Regions from separate parts of the Homo sapiens genome. Here region 1 is linked to region 2. Evidence: chromatin loops called from intact Hi-C (ENCODE). Cell type or tissue: IMR-90. All regions are shown on one strand. Links, peaks and the distances in the headings refer to the core of each region. The heading gives the core; the rest is flanking DNA. Region 1 has its middle 230 kb from the start of METTL4. Region 2 has its middle 40 kb from the start of ADCYAP1.

The links. Peaks named below come from ENCODE experiments on the same cell type or tissue, not always from the same donor. Only the 100,000 strongest peaks of a DNase experiment are listed, where the experiment ranks them.
Region 1: a loop joins it to region 2, with 6 times the contacts of the local background. A loop is called at or near these places in 4 of 110 quality-filtered maps.

The regions. Positions count from the first base shown.
Region 1 is chr18:2,335,398-2,339,796 of GRCh38, reverse strand. No RefSeq gene overlaps it. Among named protein-coding and RNA genes, the nearest start is that of METTL4, 230 kb to the left of the region's middle. In IMR-90, for the core only: a CTCF peak has its summit at 2,053; no DNase peak of the experiment used is centred there.
Region 2 is chr18:862,889-867,287 of GRCh38, reverse strand. No RefSeq gene overlaps it. Among named protein-coding and RNA genes, the nearest start is that of ADCYAP1, 40 kb to the left of the region's middle. In IMR-90, for the core only: a CTCF peak has its summit at 2,317 (motif pointing left); a DNase peak (open chromatin) is centred at 2,307; H3K27me3 peaks cover 36 bases.

The DNA of each region.
Region 1 (4,399 bases), core at 233-4,232, 1.5 Mb before region 2:
AAATTAGCCGGGCGTGGTGGCAGGTGCCTGTGGTCCCAGCTCCTCGGGAGGCTGAGGCGGGAGAATGGCGGGAACCCGGGGGGCGGAGCTTGCAGTGAGCCAAGATGGCGCCACTGCACTCCAGCCTGGGAGACAGCGAGACTCCGTCTCAAAACAAACAAACAAACAAACAAACAAACAAAAAGGTAATGTGTCCAGGATGAAGCAAGACACCAGTCAGCAGTTGAAAGTTCCAGAACAGAGAGAAGATCTGTTGAAGCAGATTGCTGGGGCCCCAGTCAAACAGAATTCTAGTTCCAGCCCACTTTTTAGTGTGGGCATATCCAGCTGTGTTGAGGATATTGGAGTCCTGACTGTAGCTGTTTTAGGAGCTCAAGTTGCAGACACTTGACTAGTTTCTCTCCTCACCTCCTGGAGAAGGCGAGGTGCTAAATATCCAACAGATTTGGTTAGAATTGACACAAAGATTGAATGTAACTACTTTTTTCCAGCTGAAGCTCTTTAGGGCCTGATACTGAGCAGGGCTGAGCAAGGCTGAGATTGACATACTCTTTGTGTAAGTGTGGTGGAAATGACAAATGTGTGGCCCAAGGCCGCCTTTCGGTTTGCAGATACAACTGATATTTACGGAGCCTCTTGTCGTCTGCCATTTAGGTTATGTCTAGACAGAAAAATAAGCCCGAAGAACAGTCAATCCAAAACTTCAGACATTTTCATAGCGGAATTGAATCAACTGTAATCAAATAGATATCTTATGTTTAAACCAATCCTAAAATGACCTTCCTCTAAAAATAAAGAACCGTTCTGAAAAAGGTCAATTCTGTTGTATTGTGTGGTCAAGGTCTAAAATATTTGCCTCTTAAAATCTTTTCTAAAAGAATGTTACAGGGATGGTCACTAGGAAAACCTGCCTCTTCCTGTTGCTTCCTTGAGTCAGAACTATTATACTGTGGTAACATGGAGCCCATGATAGCAAAAGCTTGCCCCCTGATTTCTAGGAAAGCTTCTAGACCACATCCTCTTTAGCCTCCAGTCTATGGCGAAAGCTACACCTAGTTTGTTAATCACCAGGAAAACCATGTTCTTTCTTTAGAATCTCTAAAGATATGACAATGGAAAAAGTGTGAACTACGTTTAATTTTGTTTGCTGATCTTTAATAAATGAGTTAATCAATATGTGTAATCTTTTCCCAGCTTTGCTAAACGTTCAGAAAATTTGAACAGTTAATATTGCCTTACTAGAGGAGATTTCTATGAAAAAATTCTATTTTTTCCCCCAAATTAAAATTATGATGGCACATTAAAGGGAAATATACTACACATTGTGGGTGTCTAAACTCTAGGGACTACAATTTTGGCCAAGATTGAATTTCTACTTATACATAATTTGCTATTATATTCTGTTATAGTGGGTAAATCTTTAAGATAAGGGACAGAAGGAGGAAAGAGAGAATATGATTATAGTTTATATGCTGTAACAACATATTTCTTATTGTTAACTAAATTAGATCCAGATATTTAAAATAATTAGTGTTGAATGATGTAAAACATTCAGCTGTAGAGTTTACACTTTTTTATCTCAAATCGGTATCATTACATTCATATTTTGCAATGTGAAATTCCTTAAATTTAAGATAAACATAATGAAATTCTGACCATTTTCAATAAACCCTATACATTTTCCTGTACTTTGATCATATATTGCTCTCTCTATAGTAAATTCAAAGTTTGGTTTAGTGGAAAGGGTGTTGGTCTTGCAGTTAGAGTATCTGGCTTTGAATCCAGATAGGTCTACCTATTAAGTATGTAAACTTACAAGGGTTAATTTATTTAATCCTGTCAAGTCTCAGTTCTCTCATCTGTAAAACAGAAACAATAATAATTTCCTCACTAGGTAATAATGGATATGGACTTCGAAAGCAACTAGACTAGTGTCGATGCTTGCTAGTGCCTGTCTGTAAAACAGAAACAATAATAATTTCCTCACTAGGTAATAATGGATATGGACTTCGAAAGCAACTAGACTAGTGTCGATGCTCGCTAGTGCCTCCATGTGGTGGATGGATGGATGGCTGTTCCAGGTGACCTTGAAAGTCATACCCAACTTTAGTTTCTTTGACCAGTGGGTTATAAAGGGTCCTTTGCACTGTTTTTCATTCAACTCACATACTATTGGGCATGTACTAGGTATCAGTTACTCAGCTGTGTCCTTGGTGGGTACGTATGGGGGACGTGAGCACATGGGGAAAAGGAATACATTCGCCTCTCTTCTGCCTTGCTTCCTTGCCTTCACTGTGTACTGTCACCTTCCAGCTCATCCAGAACTTGTCCCTTGTCTCTGTCTCCATTGACTGTGTCCAGCGTCCTGTACTTTTTAGGACCCATTCCCCATCTTCTGAGGTTTTTTGGAGGGTAAATGAATTAATACAATCAAACACTTAGAGCAGTTTCCTGGCATTAAGTAAATGCTCCACAGTTTTAGTTATTATTGTTATCTGCTCATTTCTCCTGAGCTGTGGTGTATTCTACTGGGTTGGTCACCTTCTATTCAGGTTCCTTCTGGGCAAGAAGTTCCCTCACTGTCTGTGAGGAATACAAGAAAGATGAGAGCAAGGATAAGAGTGTTGGTATTTAGGTTAAAAACATTGAGTATGACCTTTGTAAGATAAGAAACTGCAGAGTTATCCACAGGACAAGCATATCTTATGTGATAAAATGTTGACTTAAAAAGTATTATTTATAATTTTTCATAAGTTTTATTTATTTGTCATACTTTTCATATTTCTAAGTTTTACAATGTATATAAGATATCAAAAAATGAAAAAGACTACAGAGAAAAGCATCCATGCACATCACATATCTTCTGCATTCTGTAAACAACTCAGTTTACTTCCAACAATTGCATCAGAAAATTTCTTACCAAGGAAGAGTGACCTTTAAAAGGAAAGACCTGACAACCAGAAAAACTACACACCATTTACAGAGGGATTCAGTGGAATTTACTTCCTCTGTTTCCCTGGCCCCTGGAGGAAATTATTCATTCTGGAAGGGCACAGTTGATTGAGGAAGAAAGACACTCAGATAGAAAGAGACAATGCTTTTGAACTGTGTTTTTGGGAGAGACCTTTAGATTCTCATCTATAAAGGGAGGCATTTGGACCAGGTTATTTTAAAGGAGCAGGTCAAACAAGGTGAGCTGTGCTGTGCTAAGCTACACATATTTGTGCCACTTAGGTAGAAATCATAAGGTTGTTACCAGACTGCAAATGCCTAGCTAGATGAGTCCAAGAACTTCAGCTGACTAGTTCTTGAATGCACGGTACATAGCCCAATACCTGGCCAGTCTTCTGTGTTCTGTCTATTACACCTGCAGAGAGATACTTCAGAAGAGATGTTTTACCTTGCAGGAGTGTGGTGAGGGGGCAAGTGAGGTAATGCATTTAGATGTACTTAGAAAGCTGAAAGATCGTTTTCCCCTTTAGAGTTATAAAATGAAGGAACTAAAGATAGAGTGAAGATATTTCTTTGATTTTGAGAAATCTAGAGCTGGAAGAAAATGTAAGCATAATCCAGTGCAGCCTACTCATTTACAATGGTAGGAGCAGTTCTAGAGGTAAAGTGACTAGCCAGTAAGGTAGCTGGTGGCTGGCAGATAATAGAAAGCAGAAGTTCACAGTTCTGAATTCATGAACCTGCAGTTTTGATCCGTTAATATCAATATTCATAAAAGATCATAAAGAGACATAAAGCAAAAGAGGTTACCTGCACCAATATAACACCCAAGGCCATTGTGATATTTGCACTTGAAAATTTCAACTAAATAAGTAATAGACATTTTATAAAAGAAAGCTATATTGCAAGTCAGGCTTTTTTTTCATAAAACAGTGGAAATATAAGTTTAAATATGGGAATAGTTCTATGCATCTTTTAGTTGGTGACTCTTGATCTACCATGGGAGGCTTTGTACAGAAATTGCATTTATTTCCCCTCATTGAGTTAATGTGCATATATGCAGAGCACAATTTAGTAGTAATAAACAAGGTCTTCGTTTGGTAGTAATGAACCAGGTCTTTGGTTTATTTCTTTTTTTTTTTTTTTTTTTTGAGACAGAGTTTCACTTTTGTTGCCTGGGCTGAAGTGCAGTGGCACGATCTCAGCCACTGCAACATCCGCCTCCCGGGTTCAAGGGATTATCCTGCCTTAGCATCCCAAGTAGTTGGGATTACAGGCACCCACCACCACACCTGGCTAAATTTTGTATTTTTAGTAGAGATGGGGTTTCACCATGTTGGCCAGGCTGGTCTCGAACTCCTGACCTCAGGTGATCTGCCATTCTTGGTCTTCCCAAAATGCTGGGATTACAGGCGTGGGACACCACACCAGACTGGTTTCTTTCGTT
Region 2 (4,399 bases), core at 132-4,131:
CAATTATTTCTCAATAAAGCTGTGGAGGAATAAAAATAGGGATCTGCCAACGACATAAGATTATTGTGAGGACTAAAATTAAACAAGGTGTGTTCCACGGCTATCACAGTCAATTCTTCATCAACATTTTCTTGTACCTTCTCGTCTTTCCTGAGTTCTAGCTGGAGCACTGCAACCTATCAGATATGTAACTAAACTCCTCAAGATGTAGTTTTCCACCTGTAAAATAAGGGATTAGATGATCTTTATTGCTATGTTCGCCTCTAACATTCTCCAAATCAATACAAACACCCCGAAAATTGTCCCTGGGGAAGGGGTCAGAGTACATTCTGATTGCTAGACGTGAATTTGGCACTTAGAATAAGCCCAAGTTGTGGAAGTGATACAGAAAATGTTAATAAGGAACAACAGGAGAATCTGGCTGGGGGCAGTGGCTCACACCTGTAATCCCAGCACTTTGGGAGGCCGAGGCAGGCAGATCACTTGATGCCAGGAGTTCCAGACAAGCCTGGCCAAAATGGTGAAACCCCATCTCTACTGAAAATACAAAAACAAATTAGCCAGGTGTGGTGGCATGCACCAGTAATCTCAGCTACTTGGGAGGTTGAGGCAGGAGAATCTAGAACCCAGGAGGCGGAGGTTGCAGTGAGCCCAGATCGTGCCACTCTACTCCAGCTTGGACGACACAGTGAGACTCTATCAAAAAAAAAAAAGGAATAATAGGAGACTTCAAACATTCCATTTTGGGAGTAGAAAGAGGAGTTCATTGTCAGAATATATGCATCTTACACAAAGGATCATCATTAAAATCAAATTACTCATGAACAATGAGTAGGACTTTGTAATATTTCAATTGCATCAAAACTGTCCTTGAACAAAAAAACGTACTTCCTCCTCCTCCTCCATTCAGGTAAGAGTATAGCCTGTGTCATCCCATGCACTGTGGCATTTGTTCACTGAACTATTGTCCTTCTCAAGAGATGGTTTTTCACCCTAACAAAAATAACTATGAATCATTGATTCTGGGAATATTTTCTCCCTTGCTTTTTTCACAGAACGAATGACAAATTTCCATATATTTACTTCTTAAATAAGCAAAAGTTACCATGAACCTGAAATGGTCTATACTGCAAATGCAAACTGTTGCTTTTTAAATGTCAGTTGGGGGTAACTATGAGTTTCTAATTAGGATCATAATTCTCCTAAGGAAAGGATAATCTCCATGAGTAACAGGGGGAAAAACTTAATCATTCAAGGAAAAACAAATTAATGGGATTTTTGTTTGTTTGTTTGAGACAAGGGTCTCACTCTGTCACCCAGGCTGCAGTGCAGTGGCCCGATCTCAGCTCACTGCAGCCTCGACCTCCTGGGCTCAAAGGATTCTCCTGCCTCAGCCTCTCAAGTAGTTGGGACCTCAGGTGTGCACCACCACACCCAGATAATTTTCAAAAAAAAATTGTATGTTGGCCAGGCATGGTGGCTCACACCTGTAATCCCAGCACTTTGGGAGGCCAAGGCAGGTGGATCACATGTGGTTAGGAGTTCGAGACCAGCCTGGCCAACATGGTGAAACCCTGTCTCTACTAAAAATACAAAAATTAGCTGGCCATGGTGGTGCACATCCATAATCCAAGCTGTTCTGGAGGCTGAGGCAGGAGAATCGCTTGAACCCGCTAGGAGGAAGTTGCAGTGAGCCAAGATGGCACCATTGCACTCCAGCCTGGGCGACAGGGCAAGACTCTGTCTCAAAAAAAAAAAAAAAGGATCACCTGAGGTCAGGAGTTCGAGACCAGCCTGGCCAGCGTGGTGAAACTTCATCTCTACTAAAAGTACAAAAATTAGCAGGGCGTGGTGGCCCACACCTGTAGTCCCAGCTGCTTGGGAGGCTGAGGTAGAGAATCACTTGAACCCAAGAGGCAGAGGCTGCAGCAAGCTGAGATCACACCACTGCATCCCAGCCTAGGTGACACAACAAGATTCCATTTCAGAAAAAAAAATAAATAAAATGAAATAAAATTTTACTAATAATCTTTACAAAATCTAAACTTTGGCTTTACAGTTCCTGGACAATTTTTCAAAAAAAGCCATCACAGCTTTTAGAAAGACAAACAATAGTTTGATGACTTAATGAATTACAGCCTCAACAAAAGCTAAGTAGAAAATTCGGTTACAAGATCTATAATACAGAGAGACCACCTCTGCTGGGCCAACCTAAACGGCTCCGTCAGTCATCCGAGTTCTCTCTGCGGTAACGTTTCCCGGCCTGGAAGCACCACGGCGAGCGGGTTCTGGCACTTACGGTGCAGCACCGTCACCTAGTGGCGTTTTGAAGGACTCACGCATCCAAAACCTCAGTCCTTGGCCTTTCTGGTTTGCCGATCTTTTTAAATTATCAGGACCAAGATGTGATCCTGAAAATACTTCTACCTTATTACAAGGACGGCTGTGATCCGCAGATTGCAATCCATGTAGCAAAGAATCATCATCTATGAAAAAGCCAACCGGGACCAGAAACAGTTTATTCTGTTGAGCAGAAACCTCAATCTTCACATCTTTCACTTAAATATCTCAATTATTTAAACTGCATTGCTTTATTTCCAGCTGCTTCCTATGTATAAAAGATGGCAAAACTGGAATTTAAAGCAGCAGTCTGAAGTGCAACATTTTACAGAAACCTTCATGAGACAGAAAAGAGAACACAAAAATGAAATGGGAAAATACAGCATTTATTTGACCATTATGTATATACTAAATTTGACATCTTGCACCAAAGAGGCACTTGATTATCTCTGAATATAGTTAGAAAAAAGAGACTATGAGATACTTTTCTCCAGGTTTCCTTAGTGGTACGTGAACTTGAACTTTCTAAAAGTTCCTGTTCTTGTCTTGTGTTTGCCTGGACTCATGTACTTTAGATATAAGCTAAAATGACTTTTTTTTTCCGAAGACAGAGTCTCGCTCTGTCACCCAGGCTGGAGTTCAGTGGCACAATCTCAGCTCATGGCAACCTCTGCTTCTTGGATTCAAACGATTCTCCTGCCTCAGCCTCCCAAGTAGCTGGGATTACAGGCGCATGCCACCCCAACCAGCTACTTTGTGTATTGTTAGTAGGGACGGGGGTCTCGCTAGGTTGCTGAGGCTTGTCTCGAACTCCCAGCCTCAAGTGATCCACCCTCCTCAGCCTCCCAAAGTGCTGGGATTACAGGCATGAGCCACTGCACCCGGCCCAAAATGACATTTTTAAAAAGAATCTCCTCACCCTTGAGGACCAATGGCTGAAGAATGAAGCCTGAAGGAGTCTTTGTTGGTTGGTGGATCCCAAGTTAATGGCCAAACTTTGCTCTTCACAATCTATCTCCCAAGTAGTTCATGCATTCTATTCTGCATAAGAGAAGTCTGCAAGTTCTCTACACGGTGATTTTCCACAGAGAAAGACCAGAAAGTAATTTGTAACAACCTTTTATTTGATTAGCATAAGAGTGAATTTGGTAATTTCAAGCAGGAAAAAAAATAGAACTGCTTGAGTCAGTGCCTTAAGAAGAACTCATTCATAAGAAAGAAATCCAACAAGTCGTGTCTGGGTTTAAAAAAACAAAAACCATGAGAGCAAACAACCCTGCTGCAGTCTGAGTCTCTCCCACTTTCTATGTGTAGATGACTCTTCCAGACACTTGCCAGCAGTTACTGGATGATGCCTCATGTTGAAAGTGACCTTGGGCTTTCATAAACCAGGAGATTATAAAAATGGATCTTCGTTCTACAAGAGAAGTTCTGAAAAACTCCTTGCACATCTCAGGCTATTCTTCATTTCTGCACTTCATGAAGGAACAGAGTGTTCCCTGGGAACTCTGGGTAGCCTTGTGGAGAATGAGCTTCCCTGGGCTGCTTGTCCTTATGCTACAGGTCAGAAATACAAAGCATTGCCTGAATTGCCGATGTCACTTGATGGTCAGTCAGTAAAAAAAAAAAGGGTGAGGCCGGGCACCATGGCTCACGCCTGTAATCCCAGCACTCTGGGAGGCCAAGGCAAGCGATCTCAAGAACACCTGAGGTCGGGAGTTCGAGACCAGCCTGGCCAACATGGTGAAACCCTGTCTCTACTAAAAACACAAAAATTAGCCAGGCATGACGGTGCATGCTTGTAATCCCAGCTACTCGGGAGGCTGAGGCAGGAAAATCGCTTCAACCAGGGAGGCGGAGTCTGCAGTGAGCGCAGATCGTGACACTGTTCTCCAGCCTAGGCAACAGAGTGAGACACCATGTCAAAAAAAAGTGAAAAAAATCTTAAATAACTTGTCAGTGCAGAGGTTTCTAATATACATGTGAATGACCAATTCTAGAAACAATTTCTATAATAGTACAGGTGCTAAAGAGAACTAAAGCTGACTCAGGAAATGGC